Regions from separate parts of the Homo sapiens genome. Here all the other regions are linked to region 1. The links are chromatin loops, found by intact Hi-C in ENCODE. Cell type or tissue: heart right ventricle. All regions are shown on one strand.

The links. Hi-C counts contacts between places; a loop is a spot of excess contacts. Peaks named below come from ENCODE experiments on the same cell type or tissue, not always from the same donor. Only the 100,000 strongest peaks of a DNase experiment are listed, where the experiment ranks them.
Region 2: a loop joins it to region 1, with 2.9 times the contacts of the local background. A loop is called at or near these places in 4 of 110 quality-filtered maps.
Region 3: a loop joins it to region 1, with 4 times the contacts of the local background. A loop is called at or near these places in 53 of 110 quality-filtered maps.

Annotation. Positions count from the first base shown.
Region 1 is chr21:39,387,226-39,389,725 of GRCh38, forward strand. All of the region lies in intron 1 of GET1-SH3BGR (GET1-SH3BGR readthrough), which reads left to right. The region is part of intron 1 of GET1 (guided entry of tail-anchored proteins factor 1); the gene reads left to right. Among named protein-coding and RNA genes, the nearest start is that of GET1-SH3BGR, 8.2 kb to the left of the region's middle. RefSeq lists an enhancer at 891-1,060. In heart right ventricle, CTCF peaks have their summits at 1,526 (motif pointing left) and 1,726; DNase peaks (open chromatin) are centred at 546 and 1,526; H3K4me3 peaks cover 1,793 bases; H3K27ac peaks cover 1,777 bases.
Region 2 is chr21:39,213,466-39,215,965 of GRCh38, forward strand. BRWD1 (bromodomain and WD repeat domain containing 1) reads right to left here. Exons shown (of 41, transcript NM_033656.4): 32 at 1,772-1,897; 33 at 16-88. Among named protein-coding and RNA genes, the nearest start is that of PSMG1, 31 kb to the left of the region's middle. In heart right ventricle, no CTCF peak of the experiment used is centred here; no DNase peak of the experiment used is centred here.
Region 3 is chr21:39,186,351-39,188,850 of GRCh38, forward strand. It overlaps BRWD1 (bromodomain and WD repeat domain containing 1), which reads right to left. Exons shown (of 41, transcript NM_033656.4): 41 at 1-2,500. Among named protein-coding and RNA genes, the nearest start is that of PSMG1, 4.2 kb to the left of the region's middle. In heart right ventricle, no CTCF peak of the experiment used is centred here; no DNase peak of the experiment used is centred here.

The DNA of each region.
Region 1 (2,500 bases):
TTACAAAGCTGCCTTCAGTTTTCCTGAAGTTCACCCTTCTGCCTTCACTCACCTCCCATTCCTGAGTTGTTTTGTGTATTCCCTATAATGCTAAATAATGTCTTGGAATCTCTTTTTCTTTTTAAAATATGGTTTTAAAAGTCAGATTTATTGAAGTGTAATTTGTATAAGGCGAAATTATCAAAAAGTCCTTAGCAGTGTCTGTAGATTTTCCTTGCTTTTGAAAGATAATTTTGTGATTCATCTAAGAGAATTTGGCCCATTCCTATTTCCTTCTCCAGAGTGGATCAGGCTGGAGTATAGCTCCTTCGGTTATAGTGCTGGGTAGTGGCCAGGGCAGAGGCACCACAAAGAGAGCTGGATTTGAACCCCCTACTCCCTGCGCAAAGGCTGCCAGAAGCTGCGCTGCAGTGAACACGCTGCGCATGAGCCCCTAGACCCCTCCACCCCCCCTACTCCCCACACTCCCCCCCCCCACTTTTGCCTCATCACGCAGGCGCTGGTAGGCGGCATCACTGGGCGGGTCAGAAACCACGCGCATGCGCAGACACCCTCAGGCGACTGGCGGGTCGCGGCTTCCAAGCTCTAAATGGAGAGTTGTCCCTACTGTGCGGCAGGCGGAGGAGACCTGTAAGCTGGAAGGGGGAGGGGGGGGGATCTGATTTATTGTGTGCCAGGCACACTTTAGATACACTATAACATTTCGTCTTTATTAATCTATTTTTAAAATTTCGAAACAAACACAAATGTGCAGAAAAGTTATATACAGTCAATACCGATAACTGATTTTGTTTCCTGAACCATTTGGAAGTTGTCAACCCAAACCCCCTCATTCCGAGATACTTTGGTATTCAAAAGAATCTTGGGGGCCGGGCACAGTGGCTCACGCCTTTAATCCCAGCACTTTGGGAGGCCGAGGCTGGCGGATCGCTTGAGCTCAGGAGTTCACTGGCAACATAGTGAAACCGTGTGTCTACTAAAACTAAAAAAAAATTAGTCGAGTGTGGTGGTGCAGGCCTGTAGTCCCAGATGCTCAGGAGGCTCAGGTGGGAGTATCGCTTGAGCCCAGGAAGTCGAGGTTGCAGTGAGCCGAGATCTAATGCAGGCGTCAAGTACGTTACCACGATCTGATCCTCAGACCCCATGCAGGTTCCCCACGTTTCGCAGTAATGTCCTTAACAGGGAAAGGACCCAGTTCGGAATCATGCATTGCATTTCCCGGCCTCTAGCCTCCTGTCTGGAGGAGTTTCCCAGTCTTCCCTTGACTTTCATGGCTGTCATTTGTGGGTGTCAGAGGCCAGTGATTTCGCAGAAGGGACGCCTACTGGCATGTCTGATACTTGGTAGGGATTTCTGAGAGGCAGTGCTGTGTTCTCATTGTGTCTCATCCGCTGGTGTGGGACTGGGATTTGGGGATGTTCGCTGATCCCTTGGGGTAGGTGCCAGAGGCGCCACTGAGGGATCTGGTCTTGGGGCGCCCGCGCAGTCCTTGGACTAGGCCTTCCCGGCAGATCTGCGGGCGCCACCTGGCGGTCACTGCCGACTCCTCCGTTGCGCTCCAGTCACCTCTCCCATCCCGGTGCCGTGGCCGGGCCGTTCCCTGGAGAGTGGACGGCTGGGGCTGGTGCAGGGAACAGGGGCCTGCGGGGGCTGCGCAGGCGGGCCTCCAGGTCATGCGGGGCCCCTCTGCTCACAGGGACCAGCCAGGCCAGCCTGGGGAGCGTGCTTCTTTGTTTATGTCTGTATTTCTCTGCCTATCTGTGGAAACCACAGATCTCCAATTGAAGCCAACACCACAAGATTCATTCTGCTTCTCTCCGAGACGCCTGCCTGCCTGCCTTCCTTCCTTCCTTCCTCCCTCCCTTCCTCCCTTCTTCCCTTCCTTCCTTCACCAGGTTATGAAAGTGGCTAATTTTTCATATTTTTTGTAGAGACAGGGTTTCACCATGTTGCCAAGGCTGGTCTTGAACTCCTGGGCTCAAGCGATTCACCTGCCTTGGCCTCCCAAAGTGCTGGGATTATTGGCATGAGACACCGAACCTGGCCTTTTTTCTTTTGTCCCCCTTTTTTTTTTGAGACAAGGTCTCACCCTGTCGCCCAGGCTGGAGTCCCATGGCATGATCTCAGCTCACTGTAGCCTTGAACTCCTGTATACAAGAGATCCTCCCACCCCGGCCTCCAGAGTGTTAGGGTTGCAGGCCGAGCCACCATGCCAGGCTGAGGCATCTTTCTAAGTGTCTTTGTTGAAAGTGAGAAGACTGGCTTCCGTTACTCTCAATATGTTTATTTCTGTGATCACCCTTTTGTAATTAATCTCTGGTGTCCACCGCCCACTGTTACCCAAGTGAATGCATGCCTCTCCCCACCTGGGCTCCGACCCTGGCAGGGTTCCTTCTTGTCTTGTATGTCTGTCTCCCTCACCCTACAGACCCTGACTCCTGTGTCAGGCTGCCCTTTCTTGGGGACCCCTGTATCACCATGCCTGGCCCTGATGCCTCTT
Region 2 (2,500 bases), 170 kb before region 1:
CAACAAACTTCATACCAAATCCTCAGCATTTTGCTCATCATTTTCAGATGTGTTAGAAAGTTCTGAGATATTTGTACAGTGTTGATTCCTAAAAAACAAATTTTCACTTTAATAGTATGCAGATGTAGTGACTTGTTGGCAAGGATTCAAATTATACATTAAAATATAAACAGTTCACCAACCTATACGTGCCTAATTTCAAACAGAGGAATATCAGGTTTTCCCCCAACCCTTTGTAAACGTAACTAGCCATCTTAAATCCTAATTTAGAATCTTGAAGGTTTTTCTTGTTTTCCGTTAAGTATGTATCCAAATTAAGCAGGTAATCCAAAAATAATATATGTATGGCCTCAATTGGATGAATACATGGATGAGTTTTTCTAAGTATCATCAATAGCAGTATTCACACAATAAGTACCAGGAAAACAGTTGATTTAAGGTAAAAAAAATATATATATATACATATATATATAAGGGAAAAAGGAATTGAAATTAAAGCAAATAGTATCTTACTGTACACACAGGAGAAAAAAAGAATGCTGAAATATGGATATCTAAGCATAAAGGAGACAAAAATGGGTAGATAATTTTCCTGAAGTAAGAACAAGAAGGTGATTCTGGGGAGGAGGTAACTTACGTATGAGTCTCCAAGACTTAGGACAGAATCAAACCAAGAAAGCTGACAAGAATCAGTTACTCCCCAGTTTTCAGCTAGATGCTGAAAACGATGGCACTGTTTCTAAATTAAGAATGCTCACTAGAATAGAGCAGACTAGAACCTGGGTCTGAATTTCCAAGTCAGTTTACATTCTTTGATTCTGAATACTTCTGAATTTAAGAAAATCTACAGAATATTCACACGTATACAAACATTTTCACAGGACATAATCTGAAACATTAAAACAACATAATCATGGGAAAATACCAAACAAAATCCAATTAAATATACTCTATAAAATAAGTAACATAACTATACTCTATAAAATAAGTAACATTCATAAAAATGATGAGGTGATAAAGACAAGAAAAAACTGAAGGAGACTAAGAAAACAAAACGCTAAATTTGATGGGGATTCTGGATTAGATTCTGAAACATAAAAGGGTGTAAAAACTAGTGAAATCCAAATAAATTCTACACTTTCTGTCAATAGCATGGTACCAAGATTTTTTTTTTAACATTTCATAAGTATACCGTAGTTATATAAAATGTTAACCTAAGGGGAGACTAGATGAAAGGCAAATGGCAACTTTCTGGAGTATAAAATTATTTCAAAATTTTAAAAAGTTGAAAAACTGAATTATTCAGTTTCTCAGACTTTTACTTAAATTATGTATGTAAAGAAATGTCATCTAAAGTAAAGCATTAAAAAAGTATAGTTCTGAGTAAAAAACAAAACTAGATGATTTTTTTTTCCTTTTTTTTTTTTTTTCTGGAGACAGAGTTTTGCTCTTGTTACTCAGGCTGGAGTGCAATGGCACGATCCACACACGATTGGGCTCACTGTAACCACCACCTCCTGGGTTCAAGCAATTCTCCCACCTCAGCCACCCGCCACCACGCCCGGCTAATTTTTGTATTTTTTTTAGTAGAGCCGGGGTTTCACCATGTTGGTACGCTGGTCTCAAATGCCTGACCGCAAGTGATCTGACGGCCTTCACTTCCCAAAGTGCTGGGATTAACAGGCATGAGCCACCACGCCCGGCAAAACTAGATGATTGTTAATAGCACAATATGCAGTCACTTTTACACAACATCTATGAAATTACTTACTTGATAAATTTTAAAAGTTGGTCAGTTATCTTTTTAGCTGATCTTGCAATTACACTCTCAGGTTCGTTAAATGTTCTGGCATTATGTTCTATATATCTGACTTCCCAAACTAACGCAGACAGCCTCCTTCAAAATAAAGTAGACAATTTAGGGCTTAGAAAATGAGAAGATAGAAACCAAGTGAAAAAATGCAGCATGTGAATTAAACAACTGTGAAATAATAATTAAACCATAAGTGCAAAGTTATAATGAATAACCTTCTAATGCTCTCAACTTGATCATAGTCATAGGCAATACATTGGACACCGAAGCAATTATATTGAACTGAAGAGGACAAAAATCTTAACAAATTACTTAATCACATACAGAAAACCAACAAAACTACCCTCCCTTTTCATACTGCATATAGGTACCTTTTAAAATTGTTGAATCTCAATAAAGAAAATATGTTAAATATCATCAACCCTAAAAGCTGGCCCAGCAAGCTGGGATTACACCTGTAATCCCAGCACTTTGGGAGGACAGGGCAGGAGGACAGCATGAGCCCAGGGGTTCAAGATCAGCCTGGACAACATGGCAAAACCCCAAATTTACCAAAAATTAAAATTAAAAAATTAGCCAGGCGTACTGGTGCGCACCTGTAGCCCCAGCTATTCAAGAGGCTGAGGTGGGAGGATTGCTTGAGCCTGGCAGGTCGAGGCTACAGTGAGCTATCATCATGCCACTGCA
Region 3 (2,500 bases), 200 kb before region 1:
TGCAATATTATAAACAAAATGACATCAATGGACTTTCTCTAATTGCCTATTTCCAACACTCTACTTCAGAACTCAATAATCAGTATCTCCAGCTGAAATTCCCAGGTCCTCCTAGTTTGTTTTTGACCTTTGGGGATGTGAATTGTAGGGAATGGATCTGGGTAGTTTTTGCTTCACTCAGAAGTCAAATAGGCCCATTAGCACTTCCTTTGGAAAAATGCCTGATTTTTTTTCCTCATGACACCATAGTTGTCGTGGTCTGAATTTTTACACTGTAATGGAGAACCCTGAAAATTAGCATCAGGTTAAGATTTTGAAATTTGTTCACTTCAAGTTCTTCCTAGCCTGTACACTTCCCATTATATTCTTCCTCTAAGGAATCATGTCTTCAAGGCCTTGCATTCTGGAAAGGAATAGTAGTCTTATAGCAGGCCATTTGTCTTTTCTTTCCACCTCTCCACCTACAGACTCTGCAATTTATTTCCTCCTCAGAATTCCCCAGAGCACATGTCTGTACAAGAGCTGACTGGGAGGAACCCACTGGATTATGGCTTTTAGAAAATTCCTCCAAAGATGCCAATAAGGGAGTAATTTTAGAGCTGGGAGCAGAATGTAACTGCCAGTTTACTTGTGTACCAATTGTTTTCAGATGCCACTTCTACATTCTCATAGTCACTATTGTGCATTTTCTTTCCAGGATCTGAACCCCCTTAAAAAAAGCATTTTTCTATTAATATCTTCTAGCTCTTTTTCACTTTCAGAATTTATGGTTGTATCATCCTCTTTATAAACATTCAGTAATTTTTTCTTAGCCGCAGCAGAAGCATTTCGATGGGGCAGTTTTCTGCTACTCTTCCTAATCCAGACATTTTCTGGTCCTGAGATCGTTTCTTTTAGATTACTCATTATCTTTATTTTATTTGCAGCAACAGTAGCACATCTGCGGGGAACTTTCTCAGGTACCATTTTTGCTTTCAGAGTTTCACTAGGCATCTGCACTGCATCCTTCTGATTATGCATACATGTTCTCACTTTTGTATTGGGTTCTCTGTCTCTAGGAACAAATTCTGAAAAATGAGTGAAAGTTCATGTAAATGCAAAAATCTTGTAACACAAGATTTTACTACTGCTAACATTCCTCAACAACACTCATTCGGAAACAATAAATTTAAAAGTCATATTGCTAAATGATAAATTTTAAAATGTGATACTAAGGGCTTCTTCACATTGATATAACCTTACATTTGCTTATCTACAACTATAAGGATGTCACTTAAAACAGTAGCAGACTTGTAAGAATGGGGTGAAAAGTTCCTTCAGCATCGGCATCATAAAGCTGCTAATCTAAAAACATATATATGAGCATTTTACATAATTTGAATTACTAAATCTTAACTTCATTGTTCCAGTATTTTCTGACCTAGGTATGTGACACACGAGATTCAGATTAAAATTCTAAAAAATAACACAGAGTTGCTTTAAGGAACCAAAAAGTGCAGAGTGCTATGAGAACACAGACTGGAAACCTAACCTAGCCTAAGGGATCAAGGAAGGCTTCCTTTAAGGAAGCTTTTAGACGAGAGGTGAAAATTGTGAAGGGATTTGCCAGACAAAAAGCACTTTGGAGAGTTAACTACTTCATGCAGACTAAGGCAGTTTTTAGAGGGGGCTTGAAATCACACTGGAGCTCTACACAGCCACATGATGCCAGAGCTACTACTCCGTGCTGACCAAACTTAGGAGGGCTCAGATATGTTTGTTACCAGTGTCTCAAAGCCAAATTTTCAAATTTCACAAACAAGTCTAATTAGTACTCTTCTAGAACAGAAGTGATATTCCTTTTACGTATCTGAAGTTCACGGGCCCTTGAATTTTAGGTCTTTCTTGCAGCCATGAACAGTCAAACTATCTAAAACTGCCTTCATGGTACACACCAATCTTGATGGCAGTTTGTTTTGTAGGACCCTGCCTGAAGTTTCCAGACATTTAGCATTCAAAAGGTAAGGCTGTAGATCACTGAAATAACCAGTTGATATCCTCCACCCACACTAGACATCTGGAGGACTCCACCACATTCTTTTTACTACTAAGTACTAGAAAATGAGAGCTCTTTTAGTCAGATACTATCAAGTAACACTATTATTCTGTAGCAATGAAACCACCAATGCCAACCTTCTGAACTTTTTCTTCTGTGAAGATGTTTGCCCTTCTGTCACAAAGCTGACTGAAGGGCAGATGAGTACAGGTAAAAACTGCTTCTGTGGACTGACATGTTCATACAGCTAGACTAATGAGGCAGGCCTCTGCCCTCACAGTGCAAGCACTTCAGATTTTTCCCTAAGTCTATGAAACTGATTTCACACTTCTCTAAGATCAGTTGAGCGTTCTCCCCAGAATAGGTTAGGAAATACTTTATTCAAAGCAACCCCACCACATACACATCAGTTCCTTTTGCCAACTAACTTATGTGATTCACATGTTTTTCCAGTGAAATTCTAAG